Linked DNA regions of Homo sapiens: region 1 is linked to region 2. Evidence: chromatin loops called from intact Hi-C (ENCODE). Cell type or tissue: Caco-2. All regions are shown on one strand. Links, peaks and the distances in the headings refer to the core of each region. The heading gives the core; the rest is flanking DNA. Region 1 has its middle 84 kb from the start of SALL1. Region 2 has its middle 30 kb from the start of SALL1.

The links. Hi-C counts contacts between places; a loop is a spot of excess contacts. Peaks named below come from ENCODE experiments on the same cell type or tissue, not always from the same donor. Only the 100,000 strongest peaks of a DNase experiment are listed, where the experiment ranks them.
Region 1: it touches region 2 in a loop (4-fold over the local background); 2 of 110 quality-filtered maps call a loop at or near these places.

Annotation. Positions count from the first base shown.
Region 1 is chr16:51,227,202-51,242,560 of GRCh38, forward strand. No RefSeq gene overlaps it. Among named protein-coding and RNA genes, the nearest start is that of SALL1, 84 kb to the left of the region's middle. In Caco-2, for the core only: no CTCF peak of the experiment used is centred there; DNase peaks (open chromatin) are centred at 8,570 and 11,020.
Region 2 is chr16:51,173,185-51,188,543 of GRCh38, forward strand. No RefSeq gene overlaps it. Among named protein-coding and RNA genes, the nearest start is that of SALL1, 30 kb to the left of the region's middle. RefSeq lists enhancers at 7,784-8,591, 8,592-9,399. In Caco-2, for the core only: no CTCF peak of the experiment used is centred there; no DNase peak of the experiment used is centred there.

The DNA of each region.
Region 1 (15,359 bases), core at 4,057-12,056, 54 kb after region 2:
AGAATTTTAAAATTAAGTTTATCCAAAGAGTTCTTACACTTATATTTAGACATGTATTTTATATATATAAATCCCTGTTGTACAAACATAAAGAAGAAATAAATTGATAAGGCATTTTTTATCTTCACATTCAGAAAACATCTGAATGTGAATAACATCTTCACATTCAGAGGCTACATTTTTCAAATCACTTATGAATTGAGTTTTCCGTGCCTGTATTCTCCATACAATATTGTCCCCTATGCCAGGGTGCACTGGTAATTCAGCAATTCTTAAGAGTGCTTAGCTATTGTCTCTGGCATTTTCTTCCCAGGCAAGTACACCCATCGCACAGATTACACAGCATTATTTGTGGCTTAATCATTTGTGACAGTTCACAAATTAAGATTTTTAAAGATTTCCTTCACTTGAAAATATTTATATAAATATTTATATGAATAAAAGGCATCTAGTAAAACATAATAACCTTTTTTTTGGTCACAATGACTCAAGATTCCTTCAATATGAGTTAGGCAACAGAATCTTGATTGAAATGGATTATAAGTTAATGAAGCATTATGAAATATATAGGATTGGTATTTTAAATATTTTCTATTACTCCTCATAATTTTACTTAGTACCATTCTTTTAGATCTTGTTTATAATTTACTGTTGATCCTAATAACTGTATTTTTGTTAAATTTGTGTAGAGGTAAGAATCTTAATCAAGGCTATCTAAACCTCTCTTCATCACCCCAAATGGGCGAGATTTGGATTTCCTTCTTCTCCACTTAAACTGGGCAAGAGTTTCCCAAGAGCTTCCCAGGAATGTTTTAGAATAAATTAATGAAAAGTTTAAAATTAACTCAAGAAAGATTAAGCAAAGAAGAAACATTTATTGAAGCCATAAGACATAGTGCACATGTGTTGGTTGCTTTTGAGATGTGTATCCCTTGCCTCCTACTCCCACCAAAAATGCCTGATTGTTCTTTGGGGACAGTTTCTCTCTCCCACCTTTAATCATATGATGTGGGAGGGATAGACTTCACCTCTGCTTCAAGGGAAAGTCCTGACTGGTTCCATCTAAACAGTATATCCTATCTCCTTATCCAGTGATTGGCTCAGAGTTGGGCAAGTAGCCTAGTTTAGACGAATGAAAGTGAATCCCAGGACTTTTGCAAAACCAACTGGAAGGGAGTCTCTCTTCGTTTGGATAATGTCGGTTATGGTGTGAGGTCTGGAGCTGATGAAACCCTTTTGCTACCACCACAGAAATGCCTAGAGTTGCAAATAACTCTGCGGTCCCTGAGAATAAATTCTACATCACAAAGGAAGGCGAGAGGAGAGTCGAAAGAGGAGAGGAGAGGGGAGGGGGAGAGAAAGAGATAGAGAGAAACTGGGTACTTGATCGCATTATTTCAACCACCAAATCAGCGCTATCTAAAGAAAGAATTACCTCTGGAATTTTCAGCAATATGAATGACATTCATTAACATTTATGTTATATAAAGCCACTTGGGAACTTTTCCTTCACTTATAGCAAAGCTCAAAACAAAACAAAAACTTTACTCTGTTTTATATTTTAAAGAATTTATTTCATTTTAAACTTTTTAAATGTTTTACAATGTATATATATATTCTCTTATATATTTTATATATATATAAATTTATATATATAATATATATATTTATATATATAAATTTATATATAAATATATATATTATATATATAAATTTATATATAAAATATATATATTTATATATATATAAATGTATATATATAAGTATATATTTATATAGTTATACATATAACTTAAAAAATATATATTTATATAAAGTTATATATATAACTTTAAAAAAATCTTAAAAATATATAAGAGAATCCAAAGACAGGGATGGAGCGGGGTCCCAGGAACTGACTGGAAACAGGAACTTAGAAGCTCCAACCTGCTGGTCCTCATGTCTGCTGCTTCTGCGTGCAGGCTTTATTCTTCTCCCTTCTCACCCTGGCATCCTCTGGTCCACACTTGGTGACTCAGTCTCTCAGCAGTGATTCTAAGTTTCCAGGAGGCAGATGCTAATTGGACCATCTCAGGTCAGGAGTCAACCTCTGATCCAACAACTCTGGCCAGAATGTCAGGGTTGCAAAGCACCAAGTTGACATCTAGGCAACCCCTGAGGGTGGGAAGGCAGCTCTGGGTGGGGAGCGTGTTGGGAGATGCTCAGGCACCCCAGAAAGTGTCCACTCCTGGTGGCTTCTGGAAGTCCCCTCATAACTTAGAGCTAAGTTTCCTTCTGTAAAATGGGGCTACCAAACCCAAGGATTGTCTTGAGTGGAAAATGAGAAAATGAATAGGAGCAGCTGCCGTTGTGGAGTGGTGAGATCATTTCAGCTGCTCTCTTGTTCGGCAGGCCCTCCAATAGCATCATTCCATTCAGCGTAATTTCATTATAACTTTGATGAAAAAAGAAGATTCCTTCAGGGGCCCCTGTTTGTGTGGAGTCTGCACATGCTCCCCATGTCTGCCTGGGTTTTCTGCAGGTACTGCAGTTTCCTCCCACATCCTAAAGCTGTGCATCTGAGTTTCATTGGCATGTCTACACAGTCCTAGTGTGAGCAAGTATGGGTGTAGGTGTGAGTGCTCTCTGCAATGGGATGACATCCTGGCCAGCGTGGATGCTCACCACCCACAACCCTGAACCAGAATAAATAAGCAGGGCTGGATGGTACTGGTATCAAAGCAGACATATAGACCAACGGAACAGAATAGAGACCTCAGAAACAAGACCACACATCTACAACCATCTAATCTTCAACAAACCTGACAAAAACAAGCAATGGGGAAAGGATTCCCTATTTAATAAATGGTGCTGAGCAAACTGGCTAGCCATATGCAGAAAACTGAAACTGGACCCCTTCTTTATATCTTATTCAAAAGTTAAGTCAAGATGGATTAAAGACTTAAATGTAAAATCCAAAACCATAAAAACTCTAGAAGAAAACTTAGGCAATACCATTCAGGACATAGGCATGGGCAAAGGTTTTATGATGAAATCGCCAAAAGCAATTGCAGCAGAAGCTAAAGTTGACAAATGGGATCTAATTAAACTAAAGAGCTTCTGCACAGCTAAAGAAACTATCATCAAAGCAAACAGGCAACCTACAGAATGGGAGAAAATTTTTGCAAGCTGCCCATCTGACAAAGGTCTAATACCTAGAATTTATAAGGAACTTAAACAAATTTACAAGAAACAAACAAACAAACCCATCAAAGAGTGGGCAAAGGATATGAAGAGACACTTCTCAAAAGAAGACATTTATGCAGCCAACAAACATATGAAAAAAAGCTCAACATCACTGATCATTACAGAAATGCAAAACAAAACCACAATGAGATACCATTTCATACCAGTCAGAATGGTGATTATTAAAAAGTCAAGAAACAACAGATCACGGCGAGGCTGTGGAGAAATAGGAATACTTTTACATTGTTGGTGGGAATGTAAATTAGTTCAACCATTGTGGAAGACAGTGTGGTGATTCCTCAAGGATCTAGAACCAGAAATACCATTTGGCCCAGCAATTCCATTACTGGGTATATGCTAATCATTCTATTATAAAGATACATGCACATGTATGTTGATTGCAGCACTATTCACAATAGCAAAGACATGGAACCAACCCAAATGCCCATCAATGATAGACTGGATAAAGAAAATGTGGTACATACATACCATGGAATACTATGCAGCCATAAAAAGAAATGAGATCATGTCCTTTACAGGGACATGGGTGAATCTGGAAGCCATCATCCTCAGGAAATTAATACAGGAACAGAAAACCAAACACCACATGTTCTCACTCATAAGTGGGAGTTGAACAGTGAGAAGACATGGACACAGGGAGGGGAACATTACACATCAGGGGCTGCTTGGGGACGGGAAAAGGGGAAGGAGAGCATTAGGACAAATAGCTAATGCATGTGGGGCTTAAAACCTAGGTGACGGGTTATAGGTGCAGCAAACCACCATGGCACGTGTATACGTATGTTACAAACCTGCACGTTCTGCACATGTATCCCAGAATTTAAAGTAAAAAAAGAAAAAAGAAAAAGAAAAGAAAAAGTGAAAGAAAAGAAAGGGAAGTGAATGAAGACAAATTATTGTAAAATAAAAATTCGTAAAGTCTACAATAATCCTACAAATGCACACAGTAAAAGCTGTGGACGGAAGTGCCCAGCAAGCCCTCTGTATCCGTGCTTGATTTTTTAAGTGCCTGGTGGCAGGAGGCAATCCTTACAATTTTTGTTTTGCGAACTTTTTTTTTTTTTAATTTAACCCACCACCACTACAACTGCCATCACTCACAGATGCACCAAAAATTGGGTAAATAATTTTCTTACTTGTCTTTTTCAATCTCTCTTAAAAGAATGTGGAGTTCACATTTATTAAAATGACTAATGTTAGAAGCATTTATTTAGAAGTTTGGCAATGTTTGTGTGAACAGGAATATGCTGTAGGAACTTAACTTTTGTTTGTATCAATTGGCCTGTGGTAAAATTTGTTTCATTATGTGTCGGTTTGCCTAAAATCTCAGTTTCTGAGAAGCTACCCATGACATTAAGGAAGGACTCACTATATTCTCAGCAGTGCTGAGCATAGCAGAGAGGTTCAATAAATGCGTCACTTGTGATTATGCAGCTGCACGCCAGCTTCACGCTGGGAAACTTGCATTAGCATTATTATGAACAACTCACATTTTGATGGTGCAATTTGGTGTATAGCACTCTCACACCCACAAAGGTAATTGACACTCAGGCCATCTCATGAGCCAGGGTCACTACTCCCATTTTACAGAAGAAACTGTAAATGGCTTATTTTAAGCCAATGTGATTTTTTTGTTTGTTTCATTTTTCTTGAGGTAGGGTGTTGCTTTGTCATCCAGGCTGGAATTCTGTGGCACAATCACAGCCCACTGCAGCCTTCAATTCTTGGGCTCAAGCAATCCTCCTGCCTTAGCCTCCTGAGTAGCTGGAACAACAGGAGCAGGCCACCATGCTCAGCTGATTTTTTCATTGTTGTTTTGCCACAGGGTCTTGCTTTGTCACCCAGGTTGGAGTACAGGGGCGTGATCTCTGTTCACTGCAAACTCTGCCTCCTCAGTTCAATTGATTCTCATGCCTCAGTCACCCCAGTAGCTGAGATTACAGGCACGCACCTCCACATCTTGCTAATTTTTGTATTTTTTTTAGTAGAGATGGCATTTTGCCATGTTGGCCAGTCTGGTCTTGGACTCCTGGACTCATGTGATCCACCCGCCTTGGCCTCTTAAAGTACTGAGATTACAGACATGAGCCACCACACCCAGCCCCAGTTGATTTTTAAATTTTTTTTTGTAAAGATGAGGTCTTGCTATGTTGCCCAGGCTGGGCTTTAACTCCTGGACTCAAGTGACCCTCCTACCTTAGCATCCAGAGTACCTGGGACTACAGATATGCTCCACCATGCCCAGAGACTAAAAATAAATAAATAAATGTAGTAGAGACAAGATCTTGCTATGTTCCTCAGGCTGGTCTCAAACTCCTGGCCTCAAGCAATCATCCCACCTCAGTTTCCCAAAGTGTTGGGATTGCAGGCATGAGCCACTGCATCTAGACATCAGTGGTTCTTAAAGTGTGAGCATCACCTGAGAACTTGCTAGAAGGAAAACAGAAACTTCTAAATCAGAAACTCTAAGGTGGGGTCCTGTCATCTGATTTTCACAGGACTTTCAGGTGATTCTGATGCCCACCCTAGGTGCTGTGTCTAATAAGTGAATCCATCCCTCCCAACTCTTTCAGCACTAGTTCCACATGGCAGTTTTGCAGTCTCAAAAGGCAGGGTGATTCGTGATCTCTGCATGTCTGTGGCTCCTAGTCTGTGCCAGTCAGTATCCAGGCTCTAGTGGATACCGAAGTGAGTTTTAGCCAAAGGTGTTGATTTTTATTTACCAACAACACCTTCGTTCCTTGAAACTGGTTTGGCTTCCTCTTTCTCCAGTGGGCTTTCTCAGGGAAGGGCTCAGGCTGCATTTGGCAAACTTCTGTGCCCTCACACAGCTTTGTGTTTGATTCTAGTGGAGTAAACCTACCGCTGCCAAGAATATCTTGCTTTTCCTCTTTTCCTCTCATTTCTTGCTCTTCTCCAGGGAGTTTCCTCACTTCCTCTCATTTCTTGCTCTTCCCTAGGGAGTTCAGGTGGCACCCTAGAGTGGTGAGTGCTGGGCAAAGCAGACATTTCAAGATCTTTGTCACAGCCTTGGCTGCATATGGATCTGCAGACATCTCAGTAAGGGGTTGGGGGGTACACCCGTTAACGCCAACTGCAAAGCCACTCGGGCTTAGTCATGGTGGAAGAGGCTTCTTTATAAGGTCAGTAATTTAACAGAATCAAAACTCAAAACCTTCCAGAACTTGGAGGAAGATTTCTGCCTTGCCTTACTGTATCGGGAAGCTTCTTAGCTGCAAGGAACAGAAAAAGATACTGGCTGCCTTACACAGGAAAGAAATGAATTCAAGAGTATGGGTGGCTGACTGCATTGTGAGGAGGGCTGGAGAGCCAGGCTCAGAGGCCACGCAGCCAGGGGGATGCCCCAGTCATCTCACAGGAAGGTCTGGTGAGGGCACTGTTGACATCATTCCTATGTGTTGGGTGCGTGTCCTCTCTCCTAGCCCTGCCATGGATGTCCCGGGGATTTGGTCTTGCTGCAATGGCTACTGCTGCTCCATGAATGCTACCCAATCCCCAACTTTTTATACCACAGAGATCCAATGAATAACCTGGGTTGGATGCTTCTGATTGGTGGAAGACAGTCACATGCCTCTGCTTCAGGTGCAAGGGATCCTGGGGAGATGGGTATCCCCCATTTTTATCGTCTGCTGAGGGAGGTGGACTCAGCTCCTCCCAAGACTCAGAAAGTGGAAAATTTCTTCCAAATAAGCAGGAAGTTAACAAGCTGTGTAACCAAAAGAATAACTATCCCAAACTATCTATTATAAAATCATAATCATAAAAGCTAACAATTCTATGCTCTTGTTATATGCTCTGTGCTGTTATGACTCATATATATTACCTTATCTAATCTTCACAGAAGTTCTATAAAGTCATTCTAAGTTGTTACCACTACCATATGAACAGATAAGGAAACTGAGGCCCAGAGAGCTGAGCTATTCATTCAAGATCCTGTAGCTCTAAAGTGGCAGAGCCAGGCTTTGAACACAGGGCATGAGCTGCCTCTCAAACCCTAAGGCTGAAGTGACAGCAGAACCCAGATTTCTGACCTGAGCACCTCTCAGTTCCATAAGCCAGTAAATCCCTTACTTTTATTTAAAAGACAGTGACTGGTGTGATGGACGGGGGTGGGGGGGTGCAGTCTGAAAAATAATGATAATAATATTAATAACAGGTGATATTGATTGAGTGCCTATACTTTTTACAGTTGAGTTAAGGTTATTCCTTTTAATCATCCCATCTGTCCTATGATTTAAGATACAACTATTATCCTCATTTTATGGATGAGGAAATGAGGCTGAAAAGGGTTAAGAAATGTGACAAACTTGATACAACTTGTAGAAGACAAACAGGGTTCGAATCCAGGGCTGTTACTAGTATGGGCTGTTAACTTTTGGCCAAAGTCCCTGTTTTTCCGCCCTCAACTGGTGGCTGATTTTACCTGGGCCTTTATATGCAATTCTATTAGAGTTGTCCTCCCTACACCATGGAAAAATGCCTAATCTATAATGACAGCAGACATCTCTAGTTGACCAGCCTGCACTCTCCTACTTAATGTAAGCATGGCCTCAGATTCCTTCTTAACACAAATGTTTTCAGCAGCATCTTCCAACTGATCAGATTTGGCATGTGGGAGGCAAATGGTATCTCCTCCGTTATCTAAAGGGTTTGCGTGGATTCCAAGTGACTTGAGCCAGAGATTCCTTTATAGAGAATCAAAGAAGCAGGCACTTGGCTTTTTTCCCCCTGAACATCCATAATAAATGGTTACAAAAGAGTGTGATCACAGTAGCTATTCTCTTACGGTTTAGTTTTGTTAGAATTTATTCCTAATTGAACATAATTTAAGGTTGCTTATAATAAAAAGCACACAACCTTTAACTGGACATTTAAAAAAATCATATTAAACTGAGAACTGGGAGAAGAGAGATGATTTTGCCGAGAATTTTATGCAGTATTGTTACAATGCCTTAAAATTAAAATTATCCCCGAGTTCTCTGGCACCCAGATAATAAAGGGCAAGAAGATGTATGACTTCTGTGAGTTCTCCTTGCTTGGTAAGATGGAGGTATATATAATAGCTTGTGGGTGAATCTGGCCACAAATATGCTTTGTTTAACTGTACATGATTTGAAATAAGGATAGTCCACTTGAAAATCCAGCCTTGCTTTAAAGATGATAAGACATGGCCACTCCATGCTCATCTCTCTCAAGCTCAACCATCAGCAGGAGCTGAGCAGTGCCTGCCCCTTTAGACCAGCAGGCCGACTTCAGCTCCCTCTTCCCTTTCTCACCTGCCTACGCTAACTCAACTCATAGATCAGATCCCCACCCCCTTATCTGTGCCTCTCAGAGCTCATCTTGGACTTTGTTCCCTTTCGCTCACTGTTCCTGCCTCTTCAGATCTTTTTTTTTTTTTTTTTTTTTTTTTTTTCCGGACAGGGTCTCCCTCTGTCGCCCAGGCTGGAGTGCAGTGGCTCAGTCCTTGCTCACTGTAACCTCTGCCTGCGGGGTTCAAACAATTCTCCTGCCTCAGCCACCTGAGTAGCTGGGATTACAGGTGTGTGCCACCACATCTGGCTAATTTTTGTATTTTTAGTAGAGACGGGGTTTTGCCATGTTGGCCAGGCCAGTCTTGAATTCCTAAGCTCAAGTGATCTGCCGTGCTCGGCCTCCCAAAGTGCTGGGGTTACAGGCGTGAGCCACTGCGCCCAGCCTCTTAGGAGCTTTCTCTGCTTCTAATCCACCAAGCATGTTCCTGCCTCCAGGCCTTTGCACTTGCTGTGCCCTCTGTCTGGAACAGCGTGGCCCCTGCACAGCTGCCTGCTCAGGTCTTTGCTCAATTGTCACGTTATCAGTGAGACCTTCCCTGCCCACCCCACAGAAAACAGCAGCACCCCCCACCACTCTCTACCCTCTAAACCTGCTCCATTTTTTCCATGGCATTCATTACTATCTAATCTATTTCTATTAGTACGTATTTGTTGAGTTTTTTCTCTTACATCCGGCAATGTAATTCTCTGGGGAATGAAAGTGGGGACTGGGGCCGGGGTTCTCATTTGTTCCCTGCTCTATACCCAGCACTAGAGCAGTGGCTGGCACATCGGAGACATTGAATGTAGGAAATGAATGCATAAAAATCTATGTCCAGTCAACGTTAATCTGTGAGACATACATATCTAATCTTTCCAATTAAAGATATCTTTATATAAATATAAAGATTAGAGGCATAAAGATGCATTGTTTTATCTTGGGCTGTAAAGATACAATGCTATAAAGACAGCTATATTTATATCTATAGTGCTTGCAGATTAAAGGCCAAACAATGACCAGTAGTCACAGAAGGCAAAGACAATGGCAATGCTGTTTACGGTTTCCTTGCATACTGTTTCTGTGAGCTCCTTTTCTTTATAAGTGCTATTAACCCTTTGTGGGATTGTCGGATTCTTTCTTGAAATAGCCCCAGTTGGCCAACTCTTCTGACAGGTTAGAATCCAAACATGGATGTTTGGATTTACAAACCTCCCTTACAAATAGAGAGGTGAACTTGGGTTCAAGCAGCGTCTCTCCTTTCCCTAGCTGCATCTCTGTTTGGGTGGCTGGGCGGGGATAATCCAGCCTGTACATGCCTGGCCTTCTTTACTCCATCAAAATTCCCCATAGACATGCTCTGCGTCTACCCCGTGTGTCTCCATGGCCCTAAGCCCACGCCATGCATTTCCTCTCCAGCTCACCCTAACCGGAGTCCTCTTGGATCCAGCAAAATCTTATTTCAACACCCGTCAACCCAGAAATGTGTCCTTCTCCAAGGCAGGGCTGGCACTGCTCACAGCTCTGGAAAGTCCACTGTGGTCAGGACACCCACTCTGATCTGAGCTCACTTTCTGTGCCTGGAGAAGCCTTTTCATTCAATGCATCCCAGCACAGGCATAGTGCAGGCACTTCAGCTCCTGGTTGTAGATGAAATGAGTGGAGAGAGGGAATCTTGCTGGATCCTGGACAGTGGTGCTGAATGAGCTGTCAGCAGGTACGGGACCACTGTGTCAGTCTTGCTACCCCCAGAAGCTCATCTCCCTTTCCCCAAGCTCCTTGTCTCCTTCCACCTGCAGCAAGGTGCCTCCCAGGGGGGTCCCACTCACCTCCCACCTCCCAGGCCCTCACTCCCTCACTGGTGAAGGCCAGAAGAGGATGGAGGTGGGGTTCTCCTGTTTAGAGGCCACCCTCCAGTGCCAAGAAGTTTGGGGTATCCTTGGGCAGTGGGGTCATTTTATTCCCAAACCCTTCAAGATCCTCCTGCCAGGGAAAGGTTTCTTTTCCTGCCTTAGGAAGCCACTTCCGGAGGCAAGCTTCAGGAGAAAAGGAAAAGCAGATGTCAGCCTGTGACACAGAATAATCGATTTGCTCAGTGCTTGTATTTTCCTACCAATTTTGTATTTTTCAAAAAGGACAATCAAACAATTGTACTCTCGGCTAATTAATGACAAGCTGGTAAAAGCATCTCCTCATTGTTCCATTTATTTCTCCATTTCTCCCAGTTAACAGCCCTGTCTCTGAAATGAATCAATGTCGTTTACACAATGCTGTCACCCCATTGTTCCTTTATCATCCTCCATTTTCATAAATCGGGGTGTTAATCCCTTAATGGCTTTTCTCAGTGCTTAAAAAAAATGAAAGGAAAAAAAAAAAGGAAAGAAAAAAAGCCCAGCTCCTGCTCACTCTTAATCCGCCTGTAGACAATGGGTGTTTACACAGGCGGCCCTGTGAGGTGTTTACTCAAACAAGCAGGTCCAGTTGGGGATTTAGCCCTTTCTGTTTGTTGGCTAAACAGGAGGCCAACTGGGGATACACCCCTTCCTCAGGTAGGGTCTGCCCCAGCCCCCGCCCAGGCCTTTCTGCTGGACTCTTTGATGAGGTCTCCCACATTTGCCCTGATGGTCCAGGAAAGCCTTGATGCCAGGTGGGGGTACAGGATGGGAGAAGATGGGATAGGGACTTCCTGGTCTTCCCAATTCACAATTCCTGTGCCTTCTCACTCATCTCGCATGAGAGCAGTGGTGGTCCAGAGGGGTCTTCTGATGCACTCAGAAATTTCAGAACAACTATACTAAGGGGTTTCATTTTAAGGTTAAAAAGTAAATATCTAGAATTAAAGCTCATTTCACTTAACAAATACTGGCTGACTTTTGGTCTTTGTTTGGCAGACTGAAATTTTAGCATTGAGTGAACTGGTGCCTGCTGCCATGAAGTTCAGTCTACTGAGCAGGCTACCCCCAGCTGGACCCCTGCCCTGACCACCTCTTCACTTCTCAGGCCCTGCACAATGACTGGCACAATAATAATAGTAACAATAATAGTATTATTATTGCCCAAGACTGGGGCATCAGAAACTGCCTTCTAAACAGCTCAGTGCTTGTGTGGGGGCACAGAAAGAGGGGCATGCCCACACCAGCGTGGGAGATGAGGATCAAAGGCATCCAGAAATACTGAGGCAGTAGGGGTGTGGAGGGGGCCAAGAACTCTGTCTCAGCCTGCTTTGCAGGAATCTAGGTTTTCCAGAATCTCATGTGCCCTCACTCAGTGAACACATCCTGGCTGAGCTTTTTCTCTGTGTCAGCCCATGTGCAAGCTGCTCGGAGGCTTTGAGGTAAATCAGAAGGTCCCTGCCCTCAAGCAGCTCACAATCTAGTGAGAGCACAGAAAATTTGCACAAACAACTTGCAAAGACCCCTGGAGAATGTTGCAATAGCCCTTCTGAAATGTCACAAAGAAGGCACGATCACCCCAGTGCAGGTGGTTGTGCTGGTGATGGAGATGGTGGTAGATATGGTGGTGCTCGTGGTAGTGGTGAAGATGGAGTTGGTGGTGATGGAGATGGTGATGGTGGTGGAGGTGATGGTGATGGTGATGGTGGTGGTGGTGATGGTGGTGATGGTGGTGCTGGTGGTAGAGGTGGTGATGATGGTGGAGATGGTGGTGGTGGTAAAGATGGTGATAGAGATAGTTGGTAGTGATGGTGGCAGTAGTGGTAGTGGTATTGGAGGTGGTGGTGATGGTGATGATAGTGGTGGGTGAGGTGAAGATGATGGTGGAGATGGTGGTAGAGATGGTGATGATAGTGGTGGATGTGGTGGTGATGGTGGTGGTGATGTGGTGGAGATGGTAATGAAGATGGTGGTGGTGGTAGTGGTGGTGGAGGTGAAGATGGTGGTAGAGATGGTGATGAAGATGATGGTGGTGGTGAATGTTGTGAGGTGAAGATTGTGGTGGAGATGGTGGTGATGGTGGAGGTGGTGGGATGGTGGTGGAGGTGATGGTGATGGTGGTGGAAATGGTGGTGATGGTGGAGGTGGTGGGATGGTGGTGGAGGTGGAGGTGGTGGTGATGGCAGTGCTGGTGTTGGAGGTGGTAATGATTGTGGTGGAGGTGGTGGTGATGGTGGTGGAGATGATAATGGAGATGGTGGTGGCAGCGGTGGTGGTGGTGTTGGAAGTGAAAATGGTTGTGGAGATGAGGTGGTGGTGATGGTGGTGAAGGTGGTAATGGAGATGCTGGCAGTAGTGGTGGTGGAGGCAAAGACGGTGGTAAAGATGGTGGTGGTGATGCGGGTAGTGGTGGAAGTGGTAGAGGTGAAGACAGTCATGGAAATGGTGGTGGTGGTTGAGGTGGTGGTGGTGGCAGTGGAAATGGTGATGGAGGTGGTGGAGGTAAAGATGGTGGTGGAGATGTTGATGAAAATTGTGGTGGTGGAGGTGGAGTTGGTAGAAGTAGAGATGGTGGTGGAGGTGATGGGGGTGATGGTGGTGATGGTGATGAACAAGGAGGAGGTGGTGATTTGCTGGCAGCTTAACAGAGAAGATCCTCTCTTTGAACCTTTCAGTCTGAGACAAAGTTCCCCAGGTGGACTTGAGCTAAAGGAGAACATTCAGGGCAGAATAATAATATTGGTAGTGGGATCATGGGTAATTTTTCTTTTTTTTCCTTTTGGCTGGGTGGCAATAGAGCAGAGACAGAGAAAGACAGACCCGCATTCGAATCCTGGTTTTCCTGCTTCAAAGTTGAGGACTTGGGCTGAGCATTTTGGCCCCTCTCCACTTCAGAGTCAGCAGCTGTAAAATAGGTTTCCTCATGCCTTCCTAACATTCGCTGATTGGCATAGAGTGATAGATGTTATTACAATTATTGCTTCTATTGGCTAGCTTAGGATGAACAGGTATCATTTCTATGAGAACCTAAGCCATCTACCCCACATGGCTTACTTTTATAATAACATGATTTTACTAATCCTGTTTTTATTAGCATAACTTTACTATTCCAGCAATATTCTTGCCCTGTCAATTAACTTTATGGTTCATTACCAGAATATCCCGAAAAAAAAATCAATTCTCCAATATAAATCATTCAATGCTTTACCCTCTAAGACTTTTTGAAGTAGCCCCCTCAAAACCCTCACTTTGCTGTTTCTGCCAATCCTAACCTATCATAGCATGGTACTTACCTGATTCTAACCAACTCCTCCTCCCTTTGAAAATACTCTTTAAGCCAGACTTGAGAATCTCAGTAAAAATAACCTTGCCCTTCCCCATTTAAGATGCTGCCTGTCTTAGTCTGTTTGCATTGCTGTAAAGAAATACCTGAGGCTGGGTAATTTACAAAGGAAAGAGATTTATCTGGCTCACACTTCTGTAGGCTGTACAGGAAGCACAGTGCCAGCATCTTCTTCTGGTGGGGACCTCAGGCTGTTTCTGCTCATGGTGGAAGGCAGATGGGAGCTGGCATGTGCAGAGATCACATGGTGAGAGAGGAAGCAAGAGAAATAGGGAGGAGGAGGGGAGATGCCAGGCTCTTTTTAACAACCAGTTCTTGCAGGAACTAATACAGTGAGAACTCATTCTTGTTGCAACAAGCGAACCAAGCCATTTATGAGGGATCCACCCCATGACCCAAACACTTCCCATTAGTCCACACCTCCCACAGTGAGGATCATATTTTGCCATGAGGTTTGGAGGCATCAAACATCCAAACTATAGCACTGCCAAAGCTCTTTTGAGGTGGTGTTCTCCCTCATTGTGGTGACCAATCAATTCAGCTTTGCTTTATCAACAGGCTGTTAGTGGTATTTGGGGAGCCAGCATTCAACACCTGTGATTAAAATGTTATAGAACGGCCAGGCATGGTGGCTCATGCCTGTAATCCCAGCACTTTGGGAGGCCGAGGCAGGTGGATCATGAGGTCAGGAGATTGAGACCATCCTGGCTAACACGATGAAACCCCGTCTCTACGAAAAAACAAAAAATTAGCCGGGTGTAGTGGCGGGCGCCTGTAGTCCCAGCTACTCAGGAGGCTGAGGCAGGAGAATGGCATGAACCCAGGAGGCAGAGCTTGCAGTGAGCCGAGATCACACCACTGCACTCCAGCCTGGGGCAACAGCAAGACTCTGTCTCAAAAAAAAAATGTTATAGAACAACATAACTACCTCTTCCATAATCTTATTGAGAGGGCACGTGGAGGCTTTTACTACTATAGGAAACTTCACCTTGTTGATTTAGGAAATAGAAGCAGCTGAGGTGAGTTGGAAATACACTTGCTGTGGGTCTTGAGAAAATTTTAAAATCTTCCCTATGACTTTAAATTATCTATTTGCTTGTGATCATTTGTTTAATGTCTTTCTCCTGCCAAAACTATAACTCCATGTAGGATAGTACTGTGTCTTCATCACCCTTTGTCTCCAGCTTCCAGTAAAGTGCCTGGCACATGGTAGGTTCAGTTGTTGAATGAATGACTGGGTGGATGTATGGAGGAAGGGATCTGGGTTACAGTCCTGGATCTGCTACTGATTTGCTATGTGCCTTTGGCCAAGTCCATTCTCTTTCTAGGCCTCAGTTTCCCCACAGGCTCAATGCTGGGTGAAATCACTCCTGGAATTCCACATTTATGTTTTAGGTCGTTATGATTCCTAGGACAGCAGCCACATCTCAGGCTTCAAAGGAGGTTAGGTAAGACAGCTGAAGACCATGCTGTTGGAAACCTGAGACTGACAGTTCCAGGATTCATGGCAATTAATTTGAAATTCTCAGATCTGGTTCTTTTCCCAACCCCTGAGACTTAGTAGG
Region 2 (15,359 bases), core at 3,830-11,829:
GTGGATCACTTGAGGTCAGGAGATTGAGACCAGCCTGACCAACCAGGAGAAACCCCATCTCTACTAAAAATACAAAATTAGCCAGGCATGGTGGTGCATGCCTGTAGAAACAGCTACTTGGGAGGCTGAGGCAGGAGAATCGCTTGAACCTGGGAGGTGGAGGTTGTGGTGAGCCGAGATCATGCCATTGCACTCCAGCCTGGGCAACAAGAGGTAAACAAAAAAAGAAAGGATAGTTTCTCTTCTAAAGAAGGATCCTATGTTATTAAATCCAGGTCTTTCAAACTTTTTTGAACCCATCCTTAAAAAATACCTTTTCCGGCCGGGTGAGGTGGCTCACGCTTGTAATCCCAGCACTTTGGGAGGCCAAGGCAGGTGGATCAGGAGTCAGGAGATCGAGACCATCCCGGCTAACATGGTGAAACCCGTCTCTACTAAAAATACAAAACATTAGCCAGGTGTGGTAGCTGGCGCCTGTAGTCCACCAGCTACTTGGGAGGCTGAGGCAGGAGAATGTTGTGAACCTGGGAGGTGGAGCTTGCAATGAGCTGAGATCATGCCACTGCACTCCAGCCCGGGTGACAGAGCAAGACTCCATCTCAAAACAAACAAACAAACAAAACAAAAACAAACAAACAAAAACAACCTTTTCCATCAGGATCCAGTACACATGAACAGATATATTACTGGAACAAGAGTTTCAAAGAAACAAAACTTGACTGTAATATATGTGATGCATTCTTAATATAGTGGTTCTCAAAATGGTCTGGGACCAGCAGCCTCAATATCACCTGAGAACTTATTAGAAATGCAGATTCTTGGCTGGGCGCCGTGGCTCATGCCTGTAATCCCAGCACTTTGCGAGGCTGAGGTGGGTGGATCACCTGAGGTCAGGAGTTCGAGAGCATCCTGGTCAACATGACGAAACCCCGTCTCTACTAAAAATACAAAAAAATTGGCTGGGTGTGGTGGCAGGGGCCTGTAATCCCAGCTACTTGGGAGGCTGAAGCAGGAGAATCACTTGAACCTGGGTGGCAGAGGTTGCAGCGAACTGAGGTCATGGGCGATAGAGGGAGACTCTGTCTTAAAAAAAAAAAAAAAAAAAAGGAAATTCAGATTCTTGGGCTCAACCTCAGGTAAGCTGCATCAGTCATTCTGTGAGATTTACCAGGCCTTCCAAGTGATTCTGATACATGCTAAGTGATTCTGATACATGTATGATACATACATGCTATGTAGTAAGGAGAACTACTACATATCACAGTATAGACTATTATTCTAATCTATTTAATTAAAAAACCGAGCTATTGATTATAAGCCACTACATTTGGGGTTAGCTTAAAGGCTACCTAAAAAACCTCTGAAGTCCTGCCCAGTTGTTTTCCAGCCTCCCTCTCCAAACTCATCTCAGACCATCTGCCCTTCATAACCTTGCTCTAGCCAGCTTCAGCCAGACCCACTGCTTTTCTGGTTCTTAAGCCTCCAGCCCTTTCTGCTCCTGAACCTCTGCCTGCAGTGCAGCCCTGCCTGGAGACCTCTTCTCCCGGCTCTTGGGTGGATGGCTCTTGCTCAGTGAAGAGTCTTAGCTCAGATGCTTTTCTTCAGAGAGACTGCCCTGGCTAAATTGGCCTCAGCTGGTATATTTTATTTTCATCATAGCCCTTAGCACAATTGATCATTGTCTGCCTCCAGTTGAATCTCATTTGCATAGAACAATGCGTGGCATGTAGTAGGTCCTCAGTAAATACAGTCACACACCACCTAATGACGAACCACATATATGACACTGGTCCCATATGATTATAGTTCCATATTTTTACTGTACTTTTTCCCATTTAGATTTGTTTAGATACATAAGTATTTACCATTGTGTTATAATTGCCTACAGTATTCAGCACAGTAACTTGCTGTATAGGTTTGTAGCCTAAGAACATTAGGTACACTACAAATCCTGGCTGTGTAGTAGGCTGTACCATCTAAGTTTGGGTAAGTATACTCTATGATGCATTTCTCAGAACGTATCTCCGTCATTAAGTGATGCATAACATGACTATATTTGTCAAAGGAAAAAAATGAATGAATGAGTAATTCTCAACCCAGAATACTCCCCTGATGAGTGTTTTGAATCCACAAATCCTTGGTGACCCCTCCTAGTGACATGGCCTTTCCTCCCTCCAGTGAGAAACCCTGCCACTGGAGGGTTTTTCTTCCCTCCAGAAGAAGGAAAGAAATATTGAGAATTCCCTCTCCTGGATGCGCCTCTCTAGTCCTCCACCATTCCCTGTGTGCAATGTTTAAATCAGAGAAATGTACCACCTGGGTGCAAGGGAGGGTTCAACTGCAGCCTGACTGTTTTTGGCCTTGGGTAACTTACTAAGTGCCTTTAGGCCCAGTACAGCAGGGGTCATAAAACCTGCTCAGGCTCCCTTGTCGAGTTATCAAGGATCACATAGGATAGAGCTTATGAAAATGCCAAGTATTACGAAGAATTCACCAACTTAACACCTAAAGTATTGACCCATAGACCACATTCACAGCGCAGAGGCACAACCTTCCTGATATGGGTTGGGTGTTTGTCCCTCCAAATCTCATGCTGAAATGTGATCCCCAATGTTGGAAGTGGGTCCTCGTGGGAGGTGTTTGGGTCTTGTGGGCAGATCCATCATGGTTTGGTACCATAATGCGTGAGTTCTCACTCTGTTAGTTCATGTGAGAGCTGATTGTTTAAAAGAGCCTGGCACCCTTCCTCTCTCACATGTGATGCCAGCTCCCCTTCCCCTTCTGCCATGAGTGGAAGCTTCCTGAGGCCTTACCAGGAGCAGATGCTAGTGCCATGTTTCTTGTACAGCCTGCAGAACCATAAGCCAAATAAACCTTTTCTTTATAAATTACCCAGCTTCAGAAATTCCTTTCTAGCAATGCAGATGGACTGAGACACCTCCTAAGGAAGTTGAGAGAGCTTGGGCATGCAAGTCCACAATAGAGCATGCAATCACGAAAAAACCTGCGTGAATTCTAAAATGAGCCCCTGAGCCATAGGGAATAACAGGGGGCTTTTAGTGACTTGCATAAGGATTTTCACACTGTTTGCAAGTCATTTAGGGCAGGTGGGCATGCATCATGATCCATAATACTCTTGTGCTCCCTCTTCCAGCCATCTTTGGCCCCTTTACCTTCACATCTTCCCTGCTGGAACCCAGCCTGGAAAAATGGTGAGTTGAGCTCCCCCTGGGGGGCTCCCATGGCTGTCCCCTCCTTCCAGAGGCATATATGGGGGTAAATGTGGGCCTGGAGAGATCCTGGAACATCGTGCTGTCTCATGGATGGCAGGCCTTCAGCGTCACTGAGCGTTCACACCTGAAACCATTAAAGGTTATTCGCCTTTTAATTCTGTATGGTTGCTCTCACTCCTTCCTTAGAGAAACCTCTGATTTTCATTTGCGAGACGCTCGGCTGAGCTTGTCATACCCTAAAAGGTGATTTCAGTTCTCCGATGCCAAAGAACCTCTTCCGCTAATCAAAACACAGCTGCAGAGGCCTGTGTGATCTGCTAATGGGCACCCCAACTCTGGGGTATGTCTGTCTGTACCTGGGAAAATAGATATAATTAGGATAACAGATATCATATGTATATGCAAATGCAGCAGGTAAAAATGACTAGAAATGGCTGGAGTTTGCCAAATCCCATCAGACCAACTATGTAGCTTAACCAGACGCTAACACCATCACCACCAGGCCTTCCCCAGTACCAGCCCTGGTGCCCTTGCTTCATCTTCTTTTCTCCACCGTGCTGGAACCCTCATGCAAGTTATTTTTATTTCTATTTTTTTATAGATAGGGTCTCACTCTGTTGCCCAGACTGGAGTGCAGTGGCACAATCATGGTTCACTGCAGCCTCAAACTCCTGGGTTCAAGTGATCCTCCCGCCTCAGGCTCCTGAGTAGCTGGGACTACAGGCCTGCACCACCATGCCCAGCTAATCTTTAAATTTTCTGTAGAGACAAGGTCTTGCCATGTTGCCCAGGCTGGTCTTGAACCCCTGGCCTCAAGCAATCCTCGCACCTCAGCCTCTCAATGTGTTGGGATTGCCTATTTTTATTTTTTAATATAACAATAGATCCCCATAGTTTTCTGAAGAGGCTCTTTCAAGAGCTTCAGGTCTTATGAGGCTGCAGGGATCCTAGCATCTGAGAAGCCAGTGGGGGAAAGATGGACAATAGAGAGGGCCTCTTCAGTGTTTTTCCTTTAATGAGGGTTTGATCCCCTCAATGACAGCATCAGGATTGGAGAGGACCCAGTGCATCATTACCAAGCCCAAGTTGCCTTTGCAAAGAGAACCACCCCATAAGGATGAGAACCACCCCAAACCTTCTTGTCTGGAGTCAGAAGGCTCAGGCTGAAATTCTGTTTCTGCCTCTTCCTTGTGGTGTGCACTTAGGCAAGTGACTTACCTCTCTGTGTGTTGTGTTCTTCACCCTAAATGGGCACAATAACAGCACTCACCTCAAACGGCCTGCAATATGTAAGCTCTCAGATGATGTTTTCCTTTGTGATAGGTGCATGGGCAGGTGAAGAGAGTCAAACATCAGGCCCAGGGTTCTCACTCCACTGCATTACTCCATCTACCTGCCCACGGATAAATCACTTCACCGTTCTGAGCCTCACTTTCTTCATTTGTTAAGTGGGCTAATAATGGATGGATGTCATAGTGCTGTGTAACAGTAAACAACAACATGCCATTAAACAGAAGCTAGTTATGCATGTGGAGTAATGATGTCTGCATTTTTGGGGACTGCCAAGTCTGATAAGATTGAAGAGCATCTCAGCTGGGCACGGTAGCTCATGCCTGTAATCCCAGCACTTGGGGAGGCTGAGGCGATGCTCTGTGTCTGATAGGGGTTAAGGAAGTCATCACTCCCATCTGGTCTATCAAAAGGGCTGCAAAACTATGCAGGCAAACGACCTGGGCACTGCCTTTATCGAGCTGTGCAGCCATTGAACAAGGGCATCCAACTTCACCAAACTAGGAAAGCCTGCATGTGCACATCCATCTCTGCTGTTGGGATTGGGGCCTATGCCTGTTCCCATTCTGTATGCTGTGTGCTTGACACAGTGCCTGGTGCATTACGTGCTCAAGAAATATGTATTGATTGATGGATGAATAAATGAAATCATCTGCATCCGTGGATGAATAGATGGTCAATTACATTGTCAATTTTCTACCCTGTGGGTGGAGTGGAAAAAGCAGTCAGAATCTTGGTCCTTTTGCAAATGGTGGAAAAGGACAATATTTGTAGAGTGTGTACAGACTTTGCAGTCAGAGCCATGTTCAATTCTCAATATTGCCGTATCTTAGCAGTGAGCTTATTCAAACGTCAGTTTAAGAAAATGTGCTAACCTTCAGCTTCCTCATCTGTAAAATGAGGATAAAAATATTGCCTCCTTTATAAAATTATTGTGTAGATGCTATAAATTTGTACATGCCAGGGCCTGGCATGTTACCAAATAGAAGGTGGTAGAATGGAAATGAATCTCCTTCTTACTTCCCCTCTGCACTACACAGATTTCAAGGATATTGTTTTATACCCAGCCAAGTCTGAAGCACTGGAAGTGGATCCGATCTTTTACCTAACTCTAGCATTGATGTTTTTTATTCTGTTGAAGGCATCAATATTTGTTTAATAGTATAAATCTTAAATAAACATCTAAACTACATATTACAGATGATGAAAGTCATTTCTGCACAGAAGATTATCTCACATGATCATGTTTCCTTTGTTATCTGAGGCCTCTGTAGTTGGCAAATCTCTGCAGCTACTTAAATGATAACATTAGTCCTAATGCCATGTAAAATGACTAGTTCCTCAGGGTAGGTTTATTTTTAATAGTGTATGTCAGCAGCAAATAGCTTGGAAGACCCCAGAGGAAAAAGCACAGCTCAGGCTCTCACTGAAGCGATGATGTAGATATATTTAATATCTATATTAAAAACCTTTTAGGTGCCATGGTGATATTGAATTGGATAGTTAGGCGTGTGCAGGGAAAATCCTGGGCTGTTTATAGAGCATGATGGAGTGTGCATTCTAGAAACCATTTGAGGTTCTTCAAAGTCAAATTTGGGCCTCAAAAATCTTTGAGAGACATTTGACCCCAGTAGTAAAATACTCTGAAATACAAGCTGGGAGAATAAAATCACCTCCTTTTCTCTTTCTTGATATGCCCGTTGATAAATTTGCTGCGCTATTAAAATGTTTAATCACTTGCCTCCAGCAAGAGCAAGCTTCTGTCTGAAGTTGCAATTTATTAGAGTGCCCAGAACATACTTGCTGTTTACCCAAAAGATGGCCAGGGGATTCTTACAGAGAAAACAAACCACAATTTGAAATCAAGCATAGAGTGGCAGATGAATGGATTGAAGGCTAAAATTATTTTGGAGTTGATTTCAGGGGAGAGATGATAAAACCTGCACTGATTTTCTATCCCAAAGGCACAGGGTTAAATCATACAGTGGCCACAGGTCTGGCCTGTGAGATATCCCTGGGACAGTTGGTAAAAGTGGTGCCTGGCCTGTCTTGGGGAGGGGAGAAGAGGCAGCAGAGGAAAGGGCTGCTTGCTAGAAGCATACCTTCCAAGAAGAGGCATTTCTCTCTGCTTTAGGGTTTGGTCAGAGAAGCTCAGCCTGGAAGGACAATGAACAGATAGGTGTCTGGTTTCAGCAGAATGCTGTGCCCAAACCCTCCTCCCTCCTTCTCTTCTATGGACCTCACTCTGGCCTTTCAGACTCATCCCAGGCAAACTGAGTCATGGGGCAGGGAAATGCCTTCAAGACAGTGAGCATCATTCAGTTATGGCACCTGAAGGCCTCTTGCTAGTGGCACAACACCATGGACCTAGCCCTTGGAGGAAGTGGAGTGGAGGGGCCCCTTGGAGGGCCATGGATAATTAACTCCTTCCAGAAACTGGTATCCAGGACTATGCCTCGGAGGGCGCCTACAGATAATGAGCCTACCATCAGGTCACAATTTTCTAAACACAGATGTGTAAAGATATAAGGAATTTCCTGTTTATCATCCTGTCTTTGCCTATACAAATTCCTTTTTAAATCTGCATGATTGTATCCCAAACCGGGTTATAAAGAATAGCAGATATTCTGGCAGAAAAGAATACTACGGCTTAATAAATTTGGGAAATACTGCATGCCTTGAATCACCAGATACAATGGCATATTAATGACTCTCCTATGTCCTGAACTGAAAAACTAGCAAACGAAACTGGTTTCACTCTGTTTCCCCCAGTGTTTCTTCAAATAGTTTGGCTATGAACTGCTTTCTTCACAGAACAGCTATCATCATCTTACCTTTGTGGAAGGCAGTTTGAGAATTGCTGTGTTACGGTAGGCAGAATTCTAAAAATGCCCTTGTTTCCCCCAAGATTCTCCTCTTCTGTTGACTCAATTGAACATTAACACAAATGCTGCTGAGAGGGAATTTTGCAGATGCAAATAAAGCCCTAAGTAAATCGACTTTAAAATGTGGAGAGTATCTGGGTGAACCTGACCCAATCAGGTGACCTCTTAATTGAAAAGGTGAGGATTTGATGTTCCTTCTGTGGCTTTGAAGGTGGAGGGAACCCCATGAGAAGGAATATGAGCAGCCTGGAGAGGCCGAGACCAACCCCAACCCCCAGCTGACAGTGACAAAATGTGGATGTCAGACCTGAAGCCACAAGGAACAGGATTCTGTCAACAACTGTAAAAAATTGGAAGCAGAATATTTCCCAAATCCCCCAGATAAGAACCCAGTTGGCTGACACTTTGATGTTGGCCTTGTGAGACTCTGAGCAGAGTCCAGGTGAGACTGCCTGGACTTCTGACCTATAGAATCGTGGGATATTAAATGGATGTTGTTTTAAGCTGCTAAATTTGTGGTAATTCATTTCGCAACAACAGAAAACTACTACATACTGATTCAGAGAAATCAAAACAGAAGTGGTACACTCTTCTCTACCCTTTTACATTCACAAGGTGTTTCCAATGTAACACTCATATATGGTGAGGGCAGTTGTCTCTCTTTTTACAGGTGATGATATAGACTCAGAGAGATTAAGTTACTTGCCCAGGACACTCATCCAGGAAATGGGGGAAGAGGACTTGAATGGGCTTTTTTGTGTGTGAGTTAGGATGGGGTGGGGGCGTGTTTCCTTTACTGTCTTTTGCATTCAAATAGGAAAAGGCATTTGGAGAGACTGCAATTGGGAGCTTGCAAAGGAGGATGAAAAAAAAAAATTCAGGGAAGAACACATCAAGCAGCAAGTTCAACTGCTTCATCAGAGAGGTCCTTTCTTTCATCTCTTGTGTCTGAGCAGAAAAGCTGTTAGAAAAAGGACCTACAGCTGTGAGCCAGTGACAATGTGTGGGGGCAGGGTCTTATGAGGCCACCGGAAGTGGGCTGCTGGGATGCTTTATATGGACAACTAAGGGCGAAGACACGCAGGCCTGTAATATCAAGAGAAACAGTGTTTGCAGGCTGACCTCCCAGATGGGTGGTTTGCAGAGGTGGGGCTGCCTGCATAATTAATCAGCTCTAGCTTTCTTCGCCACAACTAGCATTCCTACCTGTACCCATAGCCCTTAAGGGGCCCCTCACTCAGTGTCATGGAGCAGCACAAGTCATCTGGGACCACTCCCCACTAACCCCCACGGACAGAAGTGGAGACTGAAGCCCAGAAAAGGAACAGGACTTCCTCAAGGTCACAGTCAAGGATCCCCTAACATATGACAATTCTCTGTGGTGGTTAGTGATGGCTTCCTGATGAGCCAGTGTTCATTACTGAGCAAATTGTGTGTGTGTGTGTGTATGTGTGTGTGTGTGTGTTTTGTGTCCAGTATGAAAGTCAGAACTGTGAAGTGTTACTATTGTCCTAATAATAATAGAAGTCAATACCCATAGAATAGATACCCAGTGCTTGATGCTGTCTTGAAAGTGCTACGTTTTAACTCCATTCTCACAGCAAGCTCATGAGGTAGTCGGGAAATCATTAGGGTTCTTAACAAATGTTTCTGTCCAGAAGTGGATCCAGGTTTTGCCGAGCTTAAAGCTTATCCAATTTGTGGGGACCTCTTGAAAGAAAGGAATACCAACTTACAAATATAAATTAGGCACAGGGTCCCATGAAAGAGAAGAGCTTGGAAGCATTACAGTAAGTCTGTTAGTTGCAAGTTAATGCTCCCTGCCCCTTGTGAAGTTAGGCAAGAGCATGTAACTTACTTTGGCCAATGGGATGTGAATGAAATTGATGTGTGCCACTTCTGGGTGGAAGTCTTAAGACTTAGTGAGTGATTCTCCACTTTGTTTCCTAACCCTGACTCCCATGGTCCCTGGATTGACCACGGAAAAGTGTGCCAAGATGGAACCTCCTTTGCCCTGGAACTCTGAGTCTATGATATCTAGAGCAACCTCTCTCTTAACCCTGCCCTGTGTCAACTGGCATGAGATATGGAGTGTAAGAAATAAACTTTCGTCATGGTAATTCACTAAGATTTTGGAGATTTTTTTTTTTTTAACCACAGTGAACCTCGCTTAACCTAACTGATATAGGCAGGGTCTTATTATTGTTTCCATTTTCCAGATGAGAAAATTGAGACATAGAGAGATTTAGTTACTTGCCTGAGATCACCCAGCTAGTTAATGGTAAAACTGGAATAAATGGCTCAGTGTCTTTGTTTCTAAGTGACATTAGGGAATGGTGGGGACCAGCAAACTGAAGGTATTTGTTTCATCTGAAGACTGCTTCTGACTTCCTGCTGATGGTTGTAAAAGAGGAATGTAGGCCTTCTTTGCCAGATCCTCTGATTTTTTTTTTTAAGCAGAGGCCATAAATCCAGCATTTTAATGTAAAACCAACCGATAGAAATATTTTCTTTTTCTTTTTTTAAACACCATGAAGCTAAGACATCAGTAAGCTAGGCTTGGTTCATCAGTTTGAGACCTTACAACATTCAAGTTTTCATTAAAAACAAAACAAAGCACAAAAAATTCAAGCCAGTAACAGATATGTGCTAGTGACATAGCCATGGTAGTCTGAGAAGGCTTTGGTGGGGAGGTAGGACTGTGGTAAGATGTCCAGTGCCCAGAGAGTTTCCCTGAAGTAAGATGATAGGGGTCGGGGGTGTTCCCGGGCTGGGGATGGAAAGAGAATAGTCACACAGATTTTCAAGGACTCAGTCACATCAAAAATGTTTTGTGGCCAGGCACAGTGGCTCATACCTGTGGCACATTGGGAGGCTGAGGTGAGCAGATCACTTGAGCCCAGGGGTTCGAGACCAGCCTAGACAACATGGTGAAACCCCTTCTCTATAAAAAAATTTTTAAAAATTAGCCAGGCATAGTGGTGGGAACCTGTAGTCCAGCTACTTGGGAGGCTGAGGTGAGAGGATTGCTTGAGCTGGGAGGTTGAGGCTGCAGTAAACTGTGAATGAGCCACTGAACTCCAGCCTGGTCAACAGAACAAGACCCTGTCTCAACAAAAAATGTTTTACTAGGGTTATCCAAATTTTTGCATGAGGCTGTCATACTCACACACAAATACTCCTCAAGGAAACACTAATAGTTTCACATGATGCATTTCTAGAAGCTTTCATATCACCATGCCCTGTGGGATTGAGCAGGATCTAGCTGAATGTCATTGAGCCAAAGAGAGAAGAGGCTGTAACTGAACAAGACTTCCTGAAAACAGGAGATCTCCCTGGATCCAAAGAAAGCAATTCCCTGATAACTCCCTGAAGAGGCCCAGGTATTTCCATCTGCCTCATCTCTTCAGCTGTCTTGTGGGGCTCAGCTCATTCTTGGGGAGTGGAGACAGTAAACAGTAAAGGTTACGTCTAAGAGTCCCTAACATGAAGACTGAAAAGGAAAGTCAAGGTGAGATGAGACCAGTGAACGTTCAGCACACCTGACCTCATGCATTAACCCAGAGGTTCTCAAAGCCATCAAAGGGGACTTGAAATGTCATAAGAATAAATGAACCATTTGTGGAAATAGAATCTTGTGGGCAAAAACATTTGGAAAACACATTATGCAATGAAACAAGGTCCTTTGCTGCAGAACTTCTCAGAACCTTTAAAAAGCCACACGCGCTGCATGTGTCTCTAAGAGGGCAACCCTGCTTTGTTGTGGAATCCCTCTCTCTACCTTTTGTTTTTTTTTGTAGAAGCTTTTGGGAAAGAATGTGATAGAGAACATTATTTGAGACGTGCTGTCTACTTTCCTTTGGGGGTTCTCACCTCTGAATATCTTGGTCACTTCCTCTCCAGGTTTCTTTTAGAATTGCAGTTTTCTCTTTTCAGAAAAGGAGCCATTTCTATTTATTCATTAGTTTTCAAAGTGGCCAGTGGAGATCAGAGAGGTTATTGCATGCCTGGCACTGTACCCCACAAGTCCTTGAGCTCTCTAGGCTGGGCACAAGCATCTACCTTTTCTTCAACTCAGTAGTGACTTCAACAGTTGGAATTTCCAGCTCAAAGGAGGTTCTTTAAGGCAAAGAGACAATGACACTTGGGAGGTAGCAGCCTCAAGGAAACACTCTCTCTGCCTAGGGACACGTACTTGGGAGGAGGAAAAGGAAGAGGAGGAGGAGAGAGAAGCCCCTGAGTGGTTGACCAAAAGGGGCCCCTTTTATGGCCTTCCTGTTTATGGCTGAGAAGTAAACAGCTCGGGAGCCAGGTTGTCTCCTTCCACAGCTGGGGCACTGGTTCAAGCTGGCCGGGGACCCTCTCTTTCTGGGTGGCAATGGGCGGAGAATCTGCCAGTCATGCTCATCTCAGAATGCATTTTTAAAAAGTCAGCATCTTGGGCATTTTTCCTTCACCCCGTGCCATCTGCTTGACCCACACCTCAGTGGCCTTGCTTCTTTCAGGAGACAGTTGGAAATGTGTGTGTGCAAGCTTGGGGGCCAGATCCCAGCTGCAGCACGAAGCAGCTGTGTGACTTCCGGGGAGCCCTGTACCTCCCTTAGTCTCATTTAGAGTGATGAGTAGTAGCCCCTTCCCCCAGGGATTTGGGAGGATGTGCAGACTGTGCCTGTGAACTTGCCTGGCATGTGGTAAGTGACAATACATGTTTACTGCTATGACTATTATTTCAGTTGCCCACTGGGCTCAGCCTCAGCTTCCACGGGGTGGAGAGCTGGGGTTCTGGTTGGGGGCAGGGGCTCAGGCTTACCTCCCAGAGGGACTCCAGGGGCCTTGGTCCAGGCAGCAGCTCTCTCCGGATTAGCGCTGGGAGTGCTTTGCCTCCTGAGAAACGCAGGCTGTGATGGAGCTGGGAAGGTGCCCCAGCTAACATGAGGAAGACGATGCCGGGGGCAGCTAACACCAGGAGAATCAATAAACTATAATTATCAAGAATTGTGTCTGTGTGGGGTGGGGAGTCATGGGGACAGAGGGAAACAGAGGAGGGGGTGGGACAATGCCAGAGAGAAGAAACAGTGAGAACAACACACACACACACACACACACACACACACTGAACAGATGCAGAAAAAGTGTGCAAGCATGAAAAGAGAACAGAAGTGTGTGCTGTGCTCAGCCCTCCTGTCCTGTCCCCTCAGGGTAGGTCTGCCTTTCTGGACAAGACAGAGGGAGTAAGAGCCAGACCTCTATTAGCTCTTTACATTCCCCAAGTCCTTGCCCACATCAGTCCTTTAACTCTTGGATGCAAGGAATAAATGTTCTCATGTCTGCTTACAATGTCTAATATATTAACTTAGTTATGTTCAGAAATTAGAACGATATCTACTTTTTATATTGAGTGTAGTCTGTTGGGCTAGAAATAGTATTTCAACATTACCAGTGCCTTCATCATCCCTGGATTGAAAGCTACTTTTCAGGCCCACTGCTCCTTCAGGGTTTCTTTTTTTTTTATTTTTAAAATATGTTTTTTAGAGATAGGGTCTCACTCTGTCACCCAGGCTGGAGTGCAATGGCACGATCACGGCTCACTGCAACCTGGAACCCCCAGGGAATAAGGGATCCCCCTGCTTTGATGAGTGAGTAGCTGGGATTACAGGCACACACCACCAGGTCTGGCTATTTTCTTTCTTTATTTTAAAAAAAATTTTAGAGATAGGATCCCAATATGTTGCCCAGTCTGGTTTCAAACTCCTGGGCTCAAGAGATCTTCCCACCTTGGCCTCCCTCCCAAAGCACAGCGATTACAGGGGTGAGCCACGGTGCCCCATGCTCCTGTGGTTTTGGATAGAGTACTCTTGGAACCCGTTATGAGGCTGTCACCTGGACGTAAAGGCCAAGCCCCACAAACCCACTGGCTATTCATGAGCTCTATCAAGTTACCACTTACTGTTTTTTTCTAAAAAAGACTTGACTTTTGAGAGCAGTTTTAGGTTCACAGCAAAATTGAGAGGAAGGTACAGAGATTTTCCAGACATAACCTGGCCTCCCATATAACCTTATTGCTTTCAAAAGCCATCTTTTAAAATTTTCTTTTCTCTGATCCTCCAACACTTGCCATTTTGAGGTCTCACCCCTAGAAGGGATTATTACATCTGGTGCTTGTTTTATTGGCTTTCCTTCCCCCTGATTTGATCTGGGAGACTTCACAAGCACAGGAACAGGCATTGATGGAGGTCGTTGAACATGGGTGGGGTTGACTTTTCTCCTGAAGGTATCAAAGAGACCATCAGAGGAGGAAGGCTTTTGTGACACTCAGATATGGTGAGTCCCTGTTTTTGAAGGGTAGTGTTTTGGAAAATGAGCATATATGCAAACAAACTTGTGTTACCTTTGGGCTTTATTGTGTGCCGGGTCACTAGCCACTAGACTGTGTGTGTGTGTGTGTGTGTGTGTGTGTGTGTGTGTGTGTGTGTGTGTGTTTAATCAGCATTATCTCAGTTAGGCAGTCTAATCTCAGTAGTATTCACAGGAAGGATTTCTACCTCCTTCGTAGTATAGAGCTGCTGGCCAGGAGGTGTCCCTCCCTGTCACAGTCACAGAACTTGCAGGTGGCTGAGCCTCCCAGGTGCCCAGGTAGTCCATCAGCACTGCCTTTCCCCTGTGAGGAAACTGAGGCCCTGGCAGTATAACTCTCAAGGCATCCCAGGCTCACTATAGCAATGACCAGCCTAGGTTAGATCAGGTCCCCTGACTCTCAGCCTCTCTGATAGCCCATGGGGAGAAGTTGGTGAGGACAAGATGAGACAATGTATCCTGCCTGGGAGGGGTTCTCCTGGGGCAGCTTTCTCACACATGCCCTTTGCCTCCTGCCCTCTGCCTTGAAGTATGCACACTCTCCTTGTCTAGCCCTGGGTGGCACACTTTACAAGGAGCCTAGCCTCCTGGCCCTTGGCTGGGGAATCACATAGCTTCCCATGTTCCTGGGAGGCCCAGGGTGGGAGACAGAGGCCAGGTCCTAGTACTGGACCAGCCAGGACTTCTCTGTCTGTGCCTGCTACCCCACATCCTATCTATCTGCCTCCTTTCTCCTGCCAGCGACAACCACAAAGCTCCCTCTTGCCTGGAAAAATCTCCCTCTTGCCGGGAAGCAGAAAGAAGATTCTTCGGTGTGCCCACTCAGCTGGGTCAGTGACGTCCCCTCGGTGAGAAAGTTCTTCCTGGGTTTGGGCACAGTTTGCTCTGCCCACAGGTGGGCAGATGCTCCTAAGCCCTTCACCTTGTGCTGGACAGCGGGCAGGCTCCACTGCACAGGGCGGGGTTTGGGTTTCTTTCTCATCACTGAGCCCAGCCTCCATTTTTTTTTTTTTTTTTTTTAAGGAGGATGTGATTTCTACTTTGTTTCTCTTTTTTTGTTACTTCAAATTGACATCCTGACCTTGGGCAGAGTATAGCAGGGAGCTTCCTTTTATTCTTATCTTTTTGTTTTGTGTTTTTGTTGTAAACTGTCTAAAACTGTTGGAGAGTTTAATTTGGAAACAATGAAGCCAGATACCACAACACAAGTTTACCCTCAAGACTCTGAGCTCTTAAAATGCGTAAGAAGGTCAGTTTTCTCCCCCTTTCTAAACTCATTGCAAATTTATGTTTAGTAACTTTTTTTCCTAGTTTGATAAGATATCATTAGAGAAAGGATGGTTCAAAAAAGAAGTGGTCTGAGATGGGAGGATCGCTTGAGCCCAGGAATTGGAGGCTGCAGTGAGCTATGATAGCGCCACTGCACACCAGCCTGGATGACAGAATGAGATATCGTCTCTTAAAAAAGAAAAAAGAAGAAGTGGCATGTGCTTTTTCCACTTTGATTAAAAGAAAAAGTATGGAATGGTGTCTGCTAAGAAGCATGCTTCCTGCTTGGCCAATGCTGCCGGTTATTTTTATTTGCAAGTGTCAGAGC